Linked DNA regions of Homo sapiens: region 2 is linked to region 1. The links are chromatin loops, found by intact Hi-C in ENCODE. Cell type or tissue: GM12878. All regions are shown on one strand. Links, peaks and the distances in the headings refer to the core of each region. The heading gives the core; the rest is flanking DNA. Region 1 overlaps LOC105374027 (a long non-coding RNA gene). Region 2 holds the start of LOC107986112 (a long non-coding RNA gene).

Region 1 (4,405 bases), core at 218-4,217:
GGAAAGAGTAACAAGCTTGGGAAGAATGTTAATACTATTATATTTGTACGTTATATGTTTCACATTTCCGCAGCATATTTTCTTCATTGTTGCTAAGGGAAAGAGAGCAACTGCAATCTTCTATGATGCCAGGAATAGGCTTCATAGATGAAAAGCACGTTTATGAGAAACTTTAAGATAAACTGAATTTAAGGCCTCTTCCATGTGAGTTCTCTTACTTAACATCTTAGCTCCTCAACTTAAATAGAAGGCACATAAATTACTGATGTTCCCACACACTGACTAAAAGCTGGATAGGATTTGGGTTTGAGTATCAGAAGAATTGAGTTCCCTTCTGCCTCGCAATCTGAATCCAGTTCATTCAAACCATGCTTTACAAGAATGAGTTTCTTATTCTTATAAAAATATTTGCAATGAAAATTAATTAGTTTACAACCATATTTAAAACCTTGAAAAATACTGTTTTTGCATGATATCATTATTAATTATTGTATTGCAGCACCCAGCGTGATACCATGCTTATGCAGATACTTTACAAATATTACTTGATGGTTTGATGATTTTGTATGATTAAAAAACACACAAAAAGTTGGCTTTCATTACATGGAATTTAAGGACATATAAGAGTTTGCAAGTAAAAGGTATATATTCTTGCCATTTTTAATTGCTTAACTTTTATAAAACATAGTTTATGCTCTTTTCTAAGCTTTTTAATACTATGCAGAATCGACAGACAAGCTTAAATTACAGTCATATTCAATTACTAGCAGAATATACAATAAGAATACTCATAACATCATAATTGCTAAAACTTATTGATAACATAGTATGTTAGTCACTATACTAATTGCATAGATTCTCTTAAATGCTACAACTACGAATGAGTAGGTAGTAGTATCATTTATACTTTCCCAATGCGGAAAAGGAAACTTAAAGGCATATTTAAGGTCACAAATCTAATTAAGTAGCAGAGCTTGAACTCAAACTCAAAGTTAATCTAGGGGGGTTGAATTTAAGGGAGTTATCATTAAATACATCAATACAAAAAAAATTCCAATATTCTCTCTCTAAGGTTGCATAACTCCCTGTGGCTTCCATAGGCTATTTGGAAACAAATGTGAATATACATGGTTTCTTTCTGTCTATTCTTTGGCTAGTTAGAGGTTTCAGCAGTTCTTACCTGCTTATACAAAAGGCAGACAGATACAATTACAAGGGCGGTTTGAAATAAGTCCAGAATCTTCCTACCCACTGACCATGCAGAATCCAAACCCTTAATATGCATAATGAAGGCATTACTTCACTTTACTTTGTAATTTCTCCTAAAACGCACACAAACCATTACCTCATTCAAAATGGCTTGGATTGAAATAGCTGATTTAAACTGATGTTTAAATCTTAGAACGAAGCCAGGCTGCTGTCTGTGTAAGAGGCTGCACTGCCTTATTACTGTTTTATTTTGATTATATCAGCAAGTGAGAATCAATAGGTCAGACAGGACCTGTGAATTGATGTTTATTCATATGCATGCCTTCCAGCTGAATGTGATTAGAAATGATAGTGTCATTATGTAAGTGCTAATAGTACCTAAAATGTTTGAATGCTCACTACGTACTGAGCACTAGTGTACATGCTCTACATGGATTACTTCAAAACAACCCTATGGGCAGGGACGGTTATTGACCCCATTTTACAGGTGAGGTTAATATCACTTTGCCCAAGGGTCGGCACCTAGCAATTGGCAGTGCCATGCAGGCATTTTTACTTCAGAGTTAGCTCTAAACATCTAAATAGTCTTGGCATGAAATTCTATTATTATTGGAGGTCAAAGGGCATGACTACATTGTAAGCAGTACAATGGAATTGTTTTGGAACCTGAAGTCTCAGCTTCAATTTCTAGTGCACCATTTATCAATCGGTGTCCTTGGGCTAATTACCTCATTTGCTAGTGGAAGATAATAGCATTACCTACCTCACAGGTTGGTATGAGGTGGATAAATTAATTCATATGAAACATTTTAGCATAATGACTAAAAAATAATAAGTACTCAGTTATTATTATGTGAGTTACCTAACTGGCTCCATGAGTTGATTCAGGCTCTAAAAATAGGCAACAGATGCATTAGGCAGCTTTGATTGCTTTCTGTAACTTGACATAGCAGCTTTACGTTACTCAATGATTTAGTACAATTTAACATTTGTAGAGCTCCTTTCTCACAAAGATAATTGATCTCACCAATCATCAGCCAACTTGTGAACTGGCTCAGAATGAGAAAACCCATAAATTTCAGATGCAGAAACAGGCAAGCAGTGAAAATTCTTGCCTCAGGACACACTTGAATTCAAGGAGATTTGAGGATTAGCACCAAGGCATGTTATCTAACCAGAGAAAACACATCTCTTCTGAAAGTTCCTGATAGCCTGAGGACTCAAGGAATCAGACACCCAATGACTCCAGAGAGAAGGAAATGACACCTGAGAAAGAAAATGACACCTGAGAAAGAAAATCTGGCTAGTCTTAGATCTTGACACAGACTCTTGTTTGATGCTGGATATGTTCCAACTACATTAAAGTTCTCTACACTAGACTTGCTCAATTGTCTTGGCAGACTCTGCCATAGATGAGACATCAAGTAATCCATGCTGAGTAGAGAGAAGAAAAACAGTAACTGTAACAGACTAGGTTTCATTAACCCAAGGGTTCTAAGAAAAAAAAAAAACGTTGTAGAAAGCTTCCTTTTTGTGGCAATCTAACAAATTTTAGAAGAGAACTTTTTTATTAACTTATTTTTTGCCAACTGCATTATAATATGTAAGCTGACAGCTATATTTTTATAAAAATAAATTCGTATGTGCATTTTTATGGTACATGGGCTTCAATGGCAAGATGCTTCATTAGGCTGCTAATCTTATCCATCTCACTGGGTCTAGCCTCCCTCCCATCTCCCACCTCCCCTAGATCTATACGCACCTCCTTCTTTACTCCCCCAACTAAAAACACTTGTTAATATCACTTCACTGGGAACTGAAACAATGAGTTCAGTTTCATGAGTTAGCTGAGATAAATGTGGTGGGAAAATTTTTCTTTCTAAGTAATTTAAAGATATAGATACATTCACATATATATTCTTTGATTTATTTTGAAAGAAGTTAGAAAATAGGAGATCATCAAATATATAAACTTAATAGTTCAGTTTTCACTTAAAAAGTTAAAAAAAAAAAAGAAAAAGCCATTTTGTAGTAATCAAGACATTTTTGAGGATAGGACTTGGGCAGAGAGAGTACAGTGGTATTCTATAATCTGTGGTTTCTCTTTCTGTAGTTTCAGTTACCCATGGTTAGTTGCGGGTTTAAAAGTAGGTGAGTATATTACAAAAAGATATTTTCAGAAAGAGTGAGAGAAACCACATTCACATCACCCTTACTGCAGTATATTAATTGTTCCATTTTATGATTAGCTATTGTTATTCATCTCTGTGTCTAATTTATAAAAGAAACTTTATCATAGGTATATATGGGTAGGAAAACACATAGTATATGTAGGGTTTAGTACTAACCATGGGTTTAGGCTCTCAGAACCTATCCTCCATATAGGGGGATTACTGCATGCTACATGCTTGGATGGGATTTCCAATCTCATTTTCTAGTTTAACTCTAACCTTTCTGTCGCATTAGGGTGGAATGTTCTTCTCTAAAACACATGAAGTAAATGAATGCTTGGTAAAGATGTTCATGTTTAATTATAACTGGAAGTCAGACCTGTCTTAGGCAACATAATGATCAAGGTGAAGTTCATCCCTGCTGGCTTCCCATCTACTTCTGCCAGAGCCACTTCTTCCTTCTGACCCTCCCTTTGTCTTCCTGCCATCCCTGATTCTTGTCAAGGGGATAAAGTGTCGGGCAAAGCAAGCTTAAGGGTTTTGCCTTTCAAAGGAGATTTCTTCAAATTTAGAAAATGAAAACATTTTTCAGGAGGGGACCACTAAACCATGAAACTATATAGCTTGGGCATCAGCAATTTAAGTTTGAAATAAAACAGTGTTTAAATTTCAGTTTTGACACTTCTGGGTTTTATAACCATGGGTAAATGACTTCAATCTCTTTTGAATTCTTTGTCTGAAAAGAAATAGGAATAGCAATAGTAGCTATCTCTGTTGAGAGTTGAGAATACGGGGAAACTAGGTATGATGCCTATTTAACCCATAACAAAACGTCAATAGTCAGTAAGGCTGATAATTTGCAGAAAGAGTATCTGACTTGTACCCCTTTAAATAATAACATTTGGGACCACAAAAGTCACTTGCTGGTGAGACTGCCCACCATACCAGTTATAGATTGTCATAACTTCAAGGAATCTTAGAGGTCAGCCACTTCAAGGTACTTAGAAAAAGGTACCTGGCTTATC
Region 2 (4,405 bases), core at 145-4,144, 120 kb after region 1:
GTGGGGTTGGTTGAATGAGCTAGAACAGGAGATATGGGTGGGATAGAATTGACAAAAGCCTTGATATGTCAATCTGGTGACCTGTGTTGGTTTATAGGATTAGTATTAGAAATAATAGAAAATAAATCTAAACAGGCCAAGATGGGTTGAGAGGGCATTAGAAATTGAGAGGCTTTCAATCAGAAAGAAATGTTGAAACTCAGTGCAAGAGGCTACAATGAGCCATTATAAATTTATAAGCACATTTACAAGACTGACCTAATGAGAAGATAAATTTAGCAGTGGAGTTCTGTATAGTGTGCCAGTGATACAGATTTGATCGGCAGATTGTGGTGAGTGGAGAGCTTTAGAAGTCATCATTCAAAGATGAGATTTGATGAGGAATAACCTTCTTAATGATTTTGTTGGATACACAGACTAATTGGCCTGTGGATTTTTTTTCCTCCCAAGGGTGCACTGACTTTGGACACCAGAAAGTATCACCATGTACCTTTTTCAACTGTATTAGTTATCTATTGCTTTGTAACAACCCCAAACTTAAAGATTAGAACAAATGTAATTATCTCAAGCTGTTTTTGATATCTATAGCCATGCTTAAATTTTTGTGTTAAGAATTTGAAAGCAGTTTAGCTGGGTGTTTGTACCTTTGTTTCTCTCCTGGTGTTGGATTCAAGCTGTTGGCTATGACTGCACCCATCTGGGAACTTAATTTGGGCTAGAGGATTGGATTAAAAGATGGCTTGCTCACATGGCTGCTGGTTGGAGGCCTCAGTTTCTCAACACAGAAACCTCTTCACAGGGTTTCTTGAGTGTCCTCATGACATGGCAGCCGTCTTCTTCCAAAACAAGTGAAAACAAACAAGAAGTGTTCTTCCAGAACAAGAGAAAAGTGTTTGGTAGGTCCCTCCTCCCTCTTTTCTCTCCTGCTGCCATGTAAGATGCGCCTTGCTTCTTCCAGAAAAGCAAAAACAATAAAAGAAGCCACAATGCCTTCTATTATGACATAGTCTTAGAAGTCATGCATCATTATGTCTGCCATAGATTATTTCTTAGGAACAAGTCATTAAGTGTAGCTCATGCCCAAGTGGAGTGAGACTGAGTTTCTACCTTTTCAAGAAAGGAGTATCAAATAATTTATGGACATATTTTAAAACTACCACGGCAAGTTTGTCTTTGTCTATATCTGAAGGGATCTACTGCAAAATTATTTTCCATTTGGATTATTACTAATTCCAAGTCAAAAGTTTGGATATTTTCTTTCTTTCTTTTCTTCCTTCTCTCTCTCTCTCCTACTTTCCATCCTTCTTTCCTTTGAAATGAGAATTTACATAAATTTGCTTATAAAAGGAAAAGCATTTTGAATACCATTTAATTTTACATTTTATTTTCTTCTAGCCTTCTGAAGCCTTTTTTCTATAATACCCTCAGACGCTTCATAGAATACTTTCCTTCATTTCTTGTGTTAAATGAAACCCAAGTCTCTTTTGAGGACGACATTCTTTTCCGGTAATACTCTTGAGTAGAGGCTACTCCTTCTTCTCTGTCTCATTCATCTAAAAGCCCAAAGTTAGAAACACCACCTTTCCAGCTTCCTATACCATGTATAAATCACTACTCTTTCACTTTTCCAATAAATTTTTTTCTTTTAAAGTCATGTCATTAGGCTATGCCACCTTCTTTCCTGAAGCTGGAAATATTCTTCACCACTTCATCACTTGTACCATTGTCTTCTTCCCTAACCACCAGGAGACTTTAGGATCCTTGTCTTACAGCATGTAAGCCTTGTGATGTTTTAACTTCATAAGCCCAGGCCACCTCCCCTCTACTCTTCACCAGCTTTTTAAATCTATAGCCACACAAAAAATTGTTTCATTTCTGAACTCTTGAAGAGTAGTAAGCACTCTGTTTTTTCTTTTTCCCAGAATTCTCACTCTCATTATCCTGCTCTGAACATAGACTGATTTATGGAGCAAAAGTCCTTTAAAATGTCATTCTCCTTTACTCTATACCATTTCACTTTTAACTCGTATTCTTTCTCTAGCCGGCATCAAATCAAACTCCATCATTGTAGTGTTTCTTGACCTCTTCACCTTGTCCTGCTTTCTTTCCACTTATTCCACTTCTTAAAGTCTGAATCAATCCAGCTCCCCACTGTTACTGATTTGCGGATGAAGGATCCCAGATAAAACCATTTTTCTGAGATAAATATAGATCTATGGACCTCAACTTCATCTTAGAAACACCATAATATGGCTGCGTTAGTTATTTATTGTTGTGTAGTGAATTACTACAAACTTTGTAATGAATTACTACAAACTTAATCACTAAAAACAGTACCCACGTATTATCTCATAGTTCTGGTCATTAGAAGTTCAGGCTGGCTTGGTTGAGTTCTCTGCTTAGAGTCTCATAAAGCCCAACCTGGTTTCTGAACTAAAGGCTTTGAGAAAAAAAAATGCTTCCAAGTTTATTCAAATTGTTCGAAGAAGCCTGCTGGTGGCAGTTATAGGACTGAAACCTCACTTTCTTGCTGGCTATTTGCTTGAAGTGACTCAGCTTTTAGAGATCACCTGCATTTCTCTTCATGTGGCCCCTTTCATCTGCACAGTCAGTAATGACATGCTGAAACTTTCTCATGCTTTCAGATATCTGTGACTTCCTCTTCTGCCACCAGCTCAGAAAACTCTCTAGTTTTCAAAGGCTCATCTCATTAAACCAGGCCCATTCAAATAATCTCCATATCTTAAGGTTAACTGACTTGGACTTTAATTATATCTGCAAAATCCCTTCACGGTAGTACCAAGATTCATATTTGATTTTATAACCAGAGCAAAGAGATCATAAGGAAGCTATATCTGGAATTCTGCTTGCCACAGTGGCTCTAGTTAGCTCCATCACTCATGCACCCAGACAGCTTTTTCAACCTTCGCAATAACCCTATTCCACACATGCCCTTACTCATTGTTAAACTAAGTCTTCACCTATCCTTTTTCTGCATGGAGGAAAATAAAAACAATTAGGTGAGAAAATATCCGTTAAAATTCTGGGCCTATATCTGGTCCTGGAAAAAATTCATGAATTATTTCCTCAGCATTCAATATATCCTGACCCTCTAGCAACCAAAGTTTTAACCCTTTACTTTCTCAATGAGTTCTAACACCCTATCTGCTAAGCCGTCTCTCAGATAAATATCCTCTTTCTCATGCTGTTCCTTTCACTAGTGGTTTTTTTTTCTGTTTTTTAAATAATTTCAACTTTTGTTTTAAATTCAAATGGTACATTTGCAGGTTTGTTACCTGGGTATATTGCATGATACTGAGGTTTGGGGTACAGTTAATTCTGTCAACCAGGTAGTAAAACAGTACCCGACAGTTTTTCAGCCATTGCTCCCCTCCCTTTCTCCCCACTCTAGTAGTCTCCATTATCTATTTTTCTTATATTTATGTCCATGTGTACCCAATACTTAGCTCTCATTTATAAGTGAGAACATGCGGTGTTTGGTTTTCTGGTCCCGTGTTAATTTGCTTTGGATAAAGGCCTCTAGCTGCATACATGTTGCTGAAAATAACACAATTTCATTCTTTTTAAGTGGCTGTATAGAATTGCATGGTATATATGTACCATACTTTCTTAATCCAATCCACCATTGATGGACATCTAGTTGATTCCATGTATTTGCTACTGTGGATAATTCTGCAATGAGCATACAAATGCATGTACTTTTTGGGTAGAAAGATTTATTTTCCTTTGGGTATATACCCAGTAATGGGATTGCTAGGCCAAATGGTAGTTGTGTTTTGAGTTCTTTGAGAAATCTCCAAACTGCCTGCCAAAGTGACTGAATTAATTTCCATTTCTGCCAAGAGTGTATAAGGATCTCTTTTTCAATGTAGCCTCACCAGCATCTGTTATTTTTTGACTTTTTAATAATAACAACTCTGGTGTGAGATGGTACCTCATTGTGGTTTTGATTTGCATTTATTTGATGATTAGTAATGCTGAGCATTTTTCATGTTTGTTGGCTGCAGGTATGTCATCTTTTGAGAAGCATCTGTTCATATCCTTTGCCTACCTTTTAATGGGGTTGTGTTTTGCTTGTTGAATTGCTTAAGTTTTTTTATAGATTCAGGACATTAGACCTTCATTAGATGTATAGTTTGAAGATATTTTCTGCCATTCTGTAGGCTGTTTACTCTGCTGATAGTTTCTTTTGGAGTAGACAGACTGTGGCCCTATCTTCACTGTTCCTCACCTGGCAGGGCCTGCCAGCTTCAGCCCTCAGCACTTTTTTCTTCGTTTCCTTTCAGCATATAAATATATACTAGTTACTCTAATATTAAAAAAAAGATGAAAAAAACATTTTTATTCCTTCATCTTTCTCTATCTATTGCTTCTTTTCACTCTT

What was found. Peaks named below come from ENCODE experiments on the same cell type or tissue, not always from the same donor. Only the 100,000 strongest peaks of a DNase experiment are listed, where the experiment ranks them.
Region 2: it touches region 1 in a loop (5-fold over the local background); 1 of 110 quality-filtered maps calls a loop at or near these places.

Annotation. Positions count from the first base shown.
Region 1 is chr3:106,181,712-106,186,116 of GRCh38, forward strand. The region is part of intron 2 of LOC105374027 (a long non-coding RNA gene); the gene reads left to right. Among named protein-coding and RNA genes, the nearest start is that of CBLB, 310 kb to the left of the region's middle. RefSeq lists an enhancer at 2,695-2,744. In GM12878, for the core only: no CTCF peak of the experiment used is centred there; DNase peaks (open chromatin) are centred at 2,510, 2,976, 3,370 and 3,662; H3K27ac peaks cover 2,875 bases.
Region 2 is chr3:106,300,118-106,304,522 of GRCh38, forward strand. LOC107986112 (a long non-coding RNA gene) reads right to left here and starts at 4,154. Exons shown (of 3, transcript XR_001740840.1): 1 at 4,073-4,154; 2 at 645-948. In GM12878, for the core only: no CTCF peak of the experiment used is centred there; a DNase peak (open chromatin) is centred at 2,574; H3K27ac peaks cover 3,789 bases.